Linked DNA regions of Homo sapiens: region 2 is linked to region 1. The links are chromatin contacts, found by Hi-C or POLR2A ChIA-PET in ENCODE. All regions are on one chromosome and are shown on one strand. Each heading gives the region's core, a stretch centred on a gene start or an enhancer-like site at or near the end of the contact. The rest is flanking DNA. Distances are from core to core; before and after follow the strand shown. Region 1 holds the start of NSL1 (NSL1 component of MIS12 kinetochore complex). Region 2 overlaps RPS6KC1 (ribosomal protein S6 kinase C1).

Evidence for each region. A loop is a pair of places that touch in the nucleus more often than their neighbours do. ChIA-PET counts read pairs that join two places held with the same protein, here RNA polymerase II (POLR2A). Pooled maps may share reads with other maps.
Region 2: a map of PC-3 shows a loop between it and region 1 (4-fold over the local background). The contact joins the enhancer-like site here to the promoter of NSL1 in region 1. A Hi-C loop is called at or near these places in 1 of 168 maps with a recorded cell type or tissue (PC-3), 11 of 37 single-sample maps with no recorded cell type and 7 of 50 pooled maps. POLR2A ChIA-PET finds 5 or more read pairs at or near these places in 2 of 52 experiments (GM12878 and MCF 10A).

Annotation. Positions count from the first base shown.
Region 1 is chr1:212,788,027-212,794,048 of GRCh38, forward strand. It overlaps NSL1 (NSL1 component of MIS12 kinetochore complex), which reads right to left and starts at 3,751. Exons shown (of 6, transcript NM_015471.4): 1 at 3,504-3,751. The coding sequence starts at 3,737. It overlaps TATDN3 (TatD DNase domain containing 3), which reads left to right and starts at 3,868. Exons shown (of 10, transcript NM_001042552.3): 1 at 3,868-3,961. The coding sequence starts at 3,896. RefSeq lists enhancers at 2,424-3,202, 3,677-3,956.
Region 2 is chr1:213,067,257-213,073,327 of GRCh38, forward strand. RPS6KC1 (ribosomal protein S6 kinase C1) reads left to right here. Exons shown (of 15, transcript NM_012424.6): 2 at 3,750-3,785. Among named protein-coding and RNA genes, the nearest start is that of RPS6KC1, 19 kb to the left of the region's middle. RefSeq lists an enhancer at 3,185-3,484. Within about 2 kb of position 3,300, at least 2 of the 41 ENCODE cell types and tissues checked have a DNase peak (open chromatin) inside an H3K27ac peak, as active enhancers do.

The DNA of each region.
Region 1 (6,022 bases), core at 2,501-5,000:
AAAATAAAATTATATTTTATAAAGGGCTGTATTTTTGAGAGATGAACACTTATGTAGCGATGAAATGACATGAGATCTAAGATATGCTTTAAAATAGCAAACGTAGGCCAGGTGCAGTGGCTCACGCCTATAATCCCATCACTTTGGGAAGCCAAGGCAAGAGGATTGCTTGAGGCCAGTTCCAGACCAGCCTAGGCAACACACTGAGACAACCTTCTCTACTAAAAAATTTAAAAATTAGCCAGGCACAGTGGCACATGCCTGTAGTCCCGGCTACTTGAAAGGCTGAGGCTAGAGGATTACTTGAGCCCAGTGGTTTGAGAATACAGTGAGCTATGATTGCCACTGTACTCCAGCCTGGGAGACAGAGGGAGAAGCAACTGTAACAAAATTTTGACAACTGTTGAGTTTGGTGGTGGATATATGGGTGTCCACTGTACTAAACTAATTTTTTGTAAGGTTGAAAATGTTCATAATACATTAAAAGATAAAGAACCAAAAAACAAAAAACAAAAACAAACAAAAAATAGACAAATTGGACTTCATCAAAATTTTTTTTAAATGATGGACTAAAGGAATTCGGCAGTACACATTTCCTATTACCCAACAATTTCACTTCTAGCAATGCATCCTAAAGGACTACTCTCATAAAAACTAAAGAGAATGTGCTAGAAATGTTCATTTCAGCACTGTTTGAAATTTTTAAAATTGTGGGAAAAAACCTAAAGTCAAAATTAGAAGAGTTAAATAGACAATATTCATACCACGCAGTACCTAAAAAGGATGAAGACAAGCTCTACGTAACACTAACAAATAATAGACATGTTTGGTTTCAAAAAAGGCAGGTCAATAACAATTCATCAGCATGACATTATTAATGGAGACAAACAAACATAAACAGAGAGAAAGAGGTAAAGCCACAGAAAGGGGGTATAGAAAGTTTACTCTCCCCAAGTACTCTCCAAAATAGTACCTTATGTCCTAGAAGGAAGAGGGATGGGGAAGGGGAACTCAAAGAATTTTGCTTTATGCTACTGTTTGAATTTTTTTATGAGCATATATTTTGTACCCTTTGTATAATTAAAAATAACATAAACCAAATTACTGATAATTATGAGTTAAAGTACATATTCTACATTTCAAAGATTTCATAAAGTAAAATCCTTATTTTATTTTTTGTTTGTTTGTTTTTTGTTTTTTTTGAGATGGAGTTTCACTCTTGTCAACCAGGCTGGAGTGCAATGGCGCAATCTTGGCTCACTGCAACCTCCGCTTCCCAGGTTCAAGCGATTCTCCTGCCTCAGTCTCCCGAATAGCTGGGATTACAGGCAAGCGCCATCACACCCGGCTAATTTTTGTATTTTTAGTATAGACAGGGTTTCACCGTGTTGGCCAGGCTGGTCTGGAACTCCTGACCTCAGGTGATCCGCCCGCCTCAGCCTCCCAAAGTGCTGGGATTACAGGCGTAAGCCATCGCGCCCGGCCTATGTATGTTTTAAAATTATTTTCTAGAATTACTTTCAAGAATTGCTGAGAAAACATATTGTCTTTGTAACATTCATTGCAGACTGCTACCAATACTGTTTTTAAAGAAAATCTGCTACTTAATATGCAGTTTTAAACAGAGATACAAAATAAAGCTTCTGCTTTATTTAAAATAAAACACAAGTGAATTCCTGTGGTAGTCTAAGCCCTGTAAACTTTATCTTATAATTCACTTTATCGTCCCACTAAATAGGATATAATAGGTTAAGCCAAGTTCCTCTTTTTCTGTAAGACACCTAAATGTTTTAAATACCTTAGCATTTCCTAGAATCAGACAAATTCTAAGATTATACAACAAAAGTCTTCTCCCAAAAAACTACTAAAAACGTCCTGAGATATATCCCTATTCTTGCCTTGCTTGCAAGGAGGGAATGACGTAAGAGTCACTATATACAAAACTACATACAGAGTCACAACCCAGGAAGTGTTTCTTCATTCTTCCACTGAACCTTTTTTTTTTGAGATGGAGTCTCGCTCTGTCACCCAGGCTGGAGTGCAGTGGCGAGATCTGGGCTCACTGCAAGCTCCGCCTCCCGGGTTCACGCCATTCTCCTGCCTCAGCCTCCCGAGTAGCTGGGACTACAGGTGCCTGCCACCATGGCCGGCTAATTTTTTGTATTATTATTATTATTGTTTTAGTAGAGACGGGGTTTCACCATGTTAGCCAGGATGGTCTCGATCTCCTGACCTCGTGATCCGCCCGCCTCGGCCTCCCAAAGTGCTGGGATTACAGGCGTGAGCCACCGCGCCCGACCCCTTTTGCCTGTTTTAGAGTGAAAACATTTTCTTTACAAGACTAAAATAGGTTAAAAAAAATTGTGTTGGTTGAAAACTTTACTAAGATCATACATTTGCCTCTATACCACATTTCCCAAGCCTTTCTTAAATATTTTTGCAAAGCCCTGAAGGTGGTAGTTTTTTGGGAACACAAGAAATAAAGGGATTGTGTGCTTCCTTATAACAGGCACCAATCTACTTATATTAGCGGAAAAAATTTAAAAGCTCATAATACCGCACATTTGTGAGTTATGAATGACCACAGTGCAAACAGTAAAAATAAAGGTTAATAGGCCGGGCGAGGTGGCTCACGCCTGTAATACCAGCACTTTGGGAGCCCAAGGCGGGCGGATCACGAGGTCAGGAGATCGAGACCATGCTGGCTAACACGGTGAAACCCTGTCTCTACTAAAAACACAAAAAAATTAGCCGGGCGTGGTGGCAGGCGCCTGGAGTCCCAGCTACTCAGGAGGCTGAGGCAGGAGAATGGCGTGAACCCAGGAGGCGGAGCTTGCAGTGAGCCGAGATCGCGCCACTGCACTCCAGCCTGGGCGACAGAGCGAGACTCTGTCTCAAAAAAAAAAAATAAAATAAAATAAATAAATAAATAAAACATGCAAAAGGAAAGATCAAATGCTGCTTGGGTGAATGGCTGACTTCCAGAATTACCCTTTCCAGGAGAATTCCTCATTGTCTGCGGCTGCATTGTCCAACAGGTGAGCCACTAGCCACTTTGTAGTTACTGAGCGCTTAAATGTAACTAGTTCGAAGATGTGCCGTAAATGCAGCACACCAGATTTGAAAAGCTTAGTACGAACAAAAGAATGTAAAATATCTCATTCATTTGATATTATTACATGTTAAAATACCTTGGATTTATTGGGTTAAACAAAATGTCTTATTTCCATTAACTTCACCTATTTCTTACTTTTAGTTTAAAACTACATAAAGATTAGCTTGCCTTGTATTTTCACTGGACAGCGCTGGTCTAAGTAATTAATAAGACCCAGCTGACATTAGCATCTATTTCTTTCTCCTCTAGCGTTTCTCGAACTGGTTCTACAGTAGCCTGGGGCACCGTTAATTCTGCCAAGGCCTGGCGTGGGATCTTTCTGAATCCTAAGATCCTGGGTGTTGGGTAAGAGGATGATGAGTAAAGAACTGGCTAACTGGTCCCGTACCCACTGCGCATCTCGCAGAGCGGGCTCCCGAATCTCCTCCGGCAGAGCGTCCCCGAGCTTTTGCACGAAGCGGCCGCACAGTTGTAGCATTTCGGTCACAGCCCGCTTCGAGGTGCAGCGCACCCGAAAGTCTTCTCGGGGAGTGGCGGAGACCAAGGCCTGGCTCTCTGTGCCAGCCGCGAGCTCCTTGTCCCATGGAGGGTCAAGGACCACCAACTCAGGAGACCCCGCCATTTTTCGTCGGAACTGTGGGCGGGGCACTCTGGGAGCGGAAAAGCGGGTTCACACTGGTGTAACCAGCATGCATCCGGCTGGAAACTCAGGACGCTGCAGCTGAAACGTTCCGGCTCCGGCTCTGCTGGCCGGTCTAAAGCGGCAGCCGCCGGGGCGCAATGCGAGCGGCTGGCGTAGGCTTGGTGGACTGTCACTGCCACCTCTCCGCCCCGGACTTTGACCGCGTATGTGAGGGCGATACGGGACCAGAGGGAGCAGGGAGGCCCCCGTCCTTTCCCCTCGTGTTATCTTTGCTCTCCTCCCTTGGGACGAAACCCCATATCCCCCGCCCAGACCCTTGTTTATGGCCATATGACCTTGCCCCTCATTTCCCTATTCCCTATTTAACCTCAGACATACCGATTTTTTTTTCCTGATTCAGTAGCGGTAAGCTATCTCCACAAGGCTTTTGTTTGCTCTTCTGAGTTCCTGGAATCGTTCCCTCACTCCCCTTGGCTGGCCTGTTTTTCCCCTCGGGGCTCTCACCTCCTGGCTGAGATGCCACTCTTTGTGGGAAGCGGTCCTCGAAACGCGTTCAAATCGGGGAGAGGTCGGGCGCGGGCTCACGCCCGTAATCCCAGCACTTTGGGAGGCCGAGGCGGGCGCTGCGCATCTCCTGTGTCCAGGAGATCGTGACCAGCCTGGGCAACATGGTGAAACCTCGTCCCTACAAAAAAAAAAAAAAAGCCGGTGATTGTGGCGTTTGCCTGTGGTCCCAGCTACTCGGGAGGCTGAGGTGGGAGAATCGCTGGAGCCCAGGAGGTGGAGGTTGCAGTGAGCTGACATCAAGCCACTGCACTCCAGCCTGGGTAACAGTGAGACCCTGTCTCAAAAAAAAAAAAAAAAAAAAATTCACAAATGGGGGAGAGAGGCAAACAAACAAACAAAAATACATGGCCGAGTGTGGTTGCTCACACTTGTAATCCTAGCACTATGAGAGGCCGAAGTGGGTGGATCGCTTGAGCCCAGGAGTTTGAGACCAGCCTGGGCAATGTGGTGAGACCCCGTCTCAATTAAAATAATAATACACACGTAAAATCAGTTACAAACTGTTTTACCCATTACGTGGGAAACTAGAGACTAATAATAGAGGATTAAGGGGGGTTTTATTTCAGGGGGAAATCCTCCCAGGAGCTGACACTTAAGGCTGAAAAGACAAGGAGCCACCCAAGCAAGGGGGTGAGTGTATGCTGGTTAGGGAAACAGATAGGTTGCAGGCCCCCAGACAAGCTAGAATTTGGCACATTTCAGTTGCCAAAAAGCTAAGTGGAGCCTGATGAGCTAGAAAGAGAAAGGCATGAAACAAAACTGGGGAGGTTTGCAGGGGATAGATGAGGTGGGTCAGTAAGGAATTTGGATTGCATTTGAAGCACAATGCAGATTCATTAAAGGGCTTTTTTAAAATTTATTTTCATTTTTTTATTTTTTTAGATTGAGTCTGGCTGTGTCCCTCAGGCTGAAATGCAATAGCATGATCTCAGGTCATTGCAACCTCCACCTCCTGGGCTCAAAAAATTCTCCTGTCTCAGCCTCCCAAGTAGCTGGGATCACAGGTGTGTCCCACCACGCCTGGCTAATTTTTTGTATTTTTAATAGAGACAGAGTTTTGCCATGTTGTCCAGGCTGGTCTTGAACTTCTGGCCTCAAGTGATCAACCCTCCTTGGCCTCCCAAAGTCCTGGGATTACACAAAAATGGATAGGCATGATGCTATCCATTTTAACACCATTTTGCTGCTGTATGGCAAATGGGTGGAGGAGAAGAGTGGAAGCTACAAGACTAGTTAGGAGGCTTTTGCAGTATATAGGCAAGAGATGTTGGCTGTTGGTACTATGATGATAGCAGGTGAGTTTGAGATGAATACATGGATTCAAGATACATTTTAGAGAGAGAATCCACAGTAAGTACTGAAGAATTGGATGTGGATAGCAAGGGAAAGGGAGGAGTCAAGGATGACTCAGATTATTAGCTTGTGCTATAGGGAAGATGGTGGTGCTGGTTTACTGAGATAAGGGAAGACCAAGGTCTGAGGTGGAGGTGGGGAGGTCAGCAGAAGGAATAGGTTTGTGGGGAGAAAATAAAGATTTATGTTTGGGGCATATTGGGAAACCTAATCCCATCCAAATGAAGATGTCATAATTTTTAAACATGAGTCATGGGCTCAGGAGAGAATTACAAGCTAAAGATAAAAATTGGGGGCCGGGCGCAGTGGCTCATGCCTGTAATCTCAGCACTTTGGGAGGCCGA
Region 2 (6,071 bases), core at 2,050-4,549, 280 kb after region 1:
AACTTTCTAAAGTAACTAAGACCTGTCTCAGATATTCGGGGTTCACAATATTAATACTTTTTGAGAGGCCTGAGGGCCCTTTCCTGAAGAAGGAACTCTGATAAAACAAATGTTAAGTTTCAAGCTTTAATACCAGAAGGGTCAGTTTCCATGTTTATCCAAAAAAACTGTCCGTGGGACCATTGGGTCAGTTTCACTTTTATTATCATGAAGACATTAAGAGCCTTACATCACTAAACCATGACTGGTTGACTGCTTTTGGGATGCCACTTTGCTCTGCACAGTGAGGATTCAGTGTCATGGGAAGGATCTAGGATGAAGTGTTTCCCAATCTTTTGCTTAGCACTCTACTGTTATCTGAGGTATGGAAATATGTTTGGGAAATACACCCTCCTTCACTCTGCACTCCCCTCCCACCCCACCACTGTGTACCACTAGACTATGAGCTCCAGGAGGAAAGGGACTTGCTCACCATTGTAATCCAGCACATAGATGTATGTAAACCACTAAGAGGACGGCTGAGAAATAATAATCAAATTGGTTATTTCTGATAAGATGGTTTTAATATTGTGGCTATTGTTAGGGGATGGCTAATGTGTTTTTGTTTATGCAGTACACATGTATTTGATTTCCAGGACTGGCTCATCTGAAGAAAACCAAAATGTGGTACTTCTAATATGTACACCAAACTAAGAAATAAGTTATTCTGTCTCAAAAAGATCATTTGCTTATATTAAGGAAGATTATTTAAAATACTTAAGATATCTGAATATATTTATAAATTCAGGAAATGTATTAAGCTGAGAAAAACATAAATTGTGAAATTTAAAGTACATTTGAATAGACCTTGCTGTGAGTGATCATGTGCTATTTTTGGGGGGTGGATTATTAGTGGATTGGTTATCCATGACTTTTCTTCTCAATACATTTCATAAAAATGTAAGAACGGCGGGGCGCAGTGGCTCACGCCTGTAATCCCAGCACTTTGGGAGGCTGAGACGGGCAGATCACGAGGTCAAGAGATTGAGACCATCCTGGCCAACATGGTGAAACCTTGTCTCTACTAAAAATACAAAAATTCGCTGGGCATGGTAGCACATGCCTGTAGTCCCAGGTACTCGGGAGGCTGAGGCAGGAGAATCACTTGAACACAGGAGGTGGAGGTTGCAGTGAGCCAAGATCGCGCCACTGCACTCCAGCTTGGGTGACAGAGCAAGACTCTGTCTCAAAAAAAAAAAAAAAAAAAAAAAAAAGAAACACTTATAAGAAGCAAAATTAGTCATACTATGTGAAATACTATACTTTTGGAAAGGTGTGTGAGGGGACAGGCTGGTATTTGAAAGTAATAGCTAAAATCAAAGATTTGAATAATGTATAGTTGTTAGTTACCTGTTATAGTCTCTTATACTGAATCTGTGTTGTCTAATTTGGTAGCCATTAACCACATGTAGCTATTTTGATTTAAATTTAAATTAAGGCTTACAGTGGTTCTCACTTATAATCCTAGCACTGTGGGAGGCTGAGGCGGGAGGATTGCTTGATCCCAGGAATTTGAGAGCAGCCTGGGCAACATAGGGAGACCCCCATCTCTACCAAAAAAAAAAAAAAGTGTATATATGTGTGTGTGTGTGTGTGTGTGTGTGTGTGTGTGTGTGTGTATGCCGACTGTGGTGTGCCTATAGTTCCAGCTACACAAGAGGCTGAGGTGGGAGGATCAGTTGAGTCCAGGAGTTTGAGGCTGCAGTGAGCTATGATCATGCCATGGCACTCTAGCCTAGGTGACAGAGTGAGACCCTGTCTCTTTAATACAAAAATTTTTTTGAATTAATTTAAATGAAATAAAATTAATGTAGTTTCTCAAAGTAGCCATATTTCAGTGGCTCAGTAGCCACACACATGTGGCTAGTGGTGGCTGTGTTGAACACTGCAAATAGAGAACCTTTTTTTCCGTTATCACAGAAAGTTCTATTGCATAGCACTGTAGTATAAATTAATGACAATTACTACAAGATTTCACCAAGTTTATATATTCTGAAAGTTGGAGAATAGAGTGCAAGATATTTGTTCTCTGGAATTCTTAGGTGGGACCTTTTACAATGGTTAACCTGTCTGGTAGGGGACAGGAAACTTTTAAATTATAGAGTTCTTGCTGTGTCCTTATTTGTTGTTCACAACAGCCAGGCCAGGCAGTTAGTATTATCTCCGTTTTATCGATGAGATCAAACCTGTAAGAGGAACTGTAATTTGAACCAAGGTTTGTCTGACTTTACATCCTCTATTTTTTGTTCTTATTTTGGACTTTAGGGGTGTTGCTGAATGGATTATAATCCCTAGTTCATGGTGTATTGTCATTAGATATCAAAGACCCTTTTCTTCCTCACACTCCTAGGCAACCATTTTAATGTGTGTTTGATTTATCTTTTTTTAAAATTTTTTTTAAAGTGAAAGCAAGTTTATTAAGAAAGTAAGGGAATAAAGAATGGCTACTCCATAGGCAGAACAGCCTGATTTATCTTTTTGTTTATTTTTGCAAAATACACCATTGTAGCTTCAAAACCGTTAATTTGACACTTACATGGATGGTACCGTATTATGTAATCTAATGTGAGATTTTCCTAATTTAGGATGCTGTTTGATGATTTAAACACCTAGCCTTTTCAAAAGTTTTGTGAAAAAAATCTTTTTACCTGGTGTTAGACTTTTTGGCCTTTGTCATCAGGGAAGTCTGAAGGAATCTCTCCTTTTCCTCTTTGCTTAGGGAGTATTGATAGAAGGATTATTTGTCCCTGAATGTTTGTAAATAATTTATATTACTTTTGTTTTCTTCATCATAGGTAGCCAGTGATTACTTCTCATACTTCTCACATGTTGTGTCCGAGCATTGTAGCTGCTTTTTTTTAATTGAAAGTTTTATTGTGCTAATTGTAGATTCATATACAGTTGTAAGAAATAATGTAGGGAGATCCCTTGTACACTTTGCCTAAGTGCAGCTGCTTTTTATGCTTCTAATTTGTATATAGGCTTGCTGGGAAGGGGAGATGTGAACAAACTTGTTAGAATTATGTTAATTAAGTAAGAGTAAAGGCCAGATGCTTTTTCTTAAGAATGTAGTGAATATATGAACTTTAGCATGTGGACTTACTTTTAGCTGTTTTTTTGCTTAATTTTTAGTATTGTTAAAATAACATTTTTAGCCAAATTAAATTTAACAGAGTTTAATTGAGCAAAGAATGATTCACAAATTGGTCAGCCTCCTCAGCCAGTGTAGGTCCAGAGAGACTCCAGCGCAACCATGTGGTGGAAGATTTATGGACAGAAAAAGGAAAGTGATGTACAGAAAAGGAAACTGAAACAGCTGTATTGGTTCCAACTAAGCATTTGCCTTATTTGAACACTGTTTGAACAGTTGGCTCTCTTTGGCCAAAACTTGGTGATTGGCGCCAGAGTAGGTTACAGTCTTTACACATCTATTTACATATCTATTTCTCTTTCATTATGTACAGAGAAACTTTTAGGCCAAACTTAAAATATGTAGCCTAAGGGAGGTAACTTTAGGTTAAACTTGATTTAACAGTATGAATTTCAGATAGTGAAGTTATTATATAGCTGAGTTTTGGATAAATGATATAGTGTTTATTTTTTTAAGCAAATTGAATTTTTCATACAAATACTATTGGAAGTTAATTATACAAATATGAAATCTTAAATTTTGATAATGATTAGAGATTTCTATGTATGTTTTGTTTTAGGTTGTTTCACGAAGAAATCCAGAGGATGTCCAGGAGGTAACATTTATATGAAGATTTTATTTTATGTATTTGATAAAAATTTAACTAAATGCTTTTTTGAGGAAATTGCCTGAATCATTTGTACATCAACCTCTTTTTTTTGAGACGGAGTTTCGCTCCTGTTGCTCAGGCTGGAGTGCAGTGGCGCAATCTCGGCTCACTGCAACCTCTGCCTCCTGGGTTCAAGTGATTCTCCTGCCTCTGCCTCCCGAGTAGCTGGAATTACAGGCATCTGCCACCACACTCAGCTATTTTTGTATTTTTAGTAGAGATGGGGTTTTACCACGTTGGCCAGGCTGGTCTCGAATTCCTGACCTCAGGTGATCCACCTGCCTCAGCCTCCCAAAGTGCTGGGATTACAGACGTGAGCCACTGTGCCTGGCCTGTACATCAGTCTTTATATGTTTGCGTGAAGATTGTCTTCATTTCACAAAACAGTAGCTGAAGTGTCCTATTTGAGACCTACTAAGTAATTGTTAAGTTTTAGTAGGTGTTAAGTTATATAAATAAGAATTTAATGAATTATGGTGCTGTTTACTAAGTGATCATTGTTCTGGTAACTAGTGTTTACAAGATTTCAGTATCACTTAAGGGCCCCTATTTACCCATTTCAAGATCATAATGCCTGTGTAATAAAAAGTATTTGGTAACTAATATTTATTTTAAAGATTCTAACAGTAAATTATGGGTCTCTGCCTACTTTCACTTTTAGATTGAATTGACATGTTGACATCTTGGAAAACTGCTTTAGGCATAGATATTTCTTTTTTTTTAAACTTTAAGTTAGTAAGTTCTTTTGCAGATTCTTCTGTGCATTTTTTCATTTTTTTTCCTTCTTTCTATAATGGTACCAGCCTGTTATGTTTTGCTTAAAATTGTGGAATTCTCTATTTGTATTTACTTTGTGCTTGTTGTGTATCTTTAGGAATCCTTACTGAGGAGCTTGCTGCTTTGAATGTTTCTTGATTTATTTTCATTTTAGTCCCTGCTCAATTTCACTAAGACTAGAAGGACATATATCAGGATTTTTTCCGCCTCCCTAATGTGTTTAAAACAGATACTTTAAGTTTACAGTCCTGATTCTGCAACAGTATTGTTTTTTTTTTTTCCACAATTAAATATGAATGTCTTTGGGTGGTAGGTTGTTTCTGTTTAGCCACGGGTCCCACTACTCTACAGAAAATACCTGGCTTGATTCATACATTTAAGGTGACTGTTTGGTACTGGTTGATATGAGTGTATGGCCCCAGGTTTAGATAATATTTAAATTTTATACATTATCATTTCTGGCTATGTCTGATTTCATAGTTGTTTTTGTCCTATGATTTAAAACAGATATATTTTTATACAAAAATTAGCTGGGCATGGTGGCAGGCACCTGTAATCCCATCTACTTGGGAGGCTGAGGTAGGAGAACTGCTTGAACCTGGGAGGCAGAGGTTGCAGTGAGCTGAGATTGCACCACTGCACTCCAGCCTGAGCAACAGAGTGAGACTCTGTCTCAAAAAAAAAAAAAAATAGATTTAATACTATTTTCCTGATGGGTTTTAAGACAATTCATTCCCTACCAGGAAACAGAAAGAATATTGTAATATTGTTATTTTGAAAGAAAAAAATGTATACATACATATATATGTATCAGTGAAAGTAATTTGCACCATTGATTAAAGTACTTTTCTGTCTTTACTTGTATCAATTGATGAGTGTGAACTATTCTTTAGATTTCTAGTTTACAACTCTTAAAATTGAAAATGGGTGTATTTCCTTTGAATGCATTGTCTGATTGCTGTGCTGTAGTTTGTAGCTTGATGTTCCCATTTTCCAGGGAGAATCCTGAACCAACCTATCCATGAACATACTCTCTGCCATTTTCTTAGTCCTTTTTTCGGGAAAACTCTTTTATAATAACAACTGTTGGTGAACCATTCATCTGAAAACTCTTGTAAGTGTCTTTTAGTTAGACAATTGCATGGTTCTTTGTTAGAAGTGGTATAAATTTTTAAAAGTTTTCTATTTAGTTGGCTTCTTAAAATATAGAATAATCTTGAAATTATAACAGTACTTTTTTTAGTTTCCCACTTAGTGTATTTAAACATTAGAATTCTCATTTGGGAGAGGAATTCACCACTTAGAGTTTGTTTTTCACTTCCTTTCACTTTCCCTCTCCATTAACTTATTCATTTGTTACTGCTTTAGACTATATAGTAAAGCTTCACAAGGGCTATTGAGGACTAGATGTACTGATAGTTTAACAAAATGTAGGGCTAGTAATACGCTAGCCTT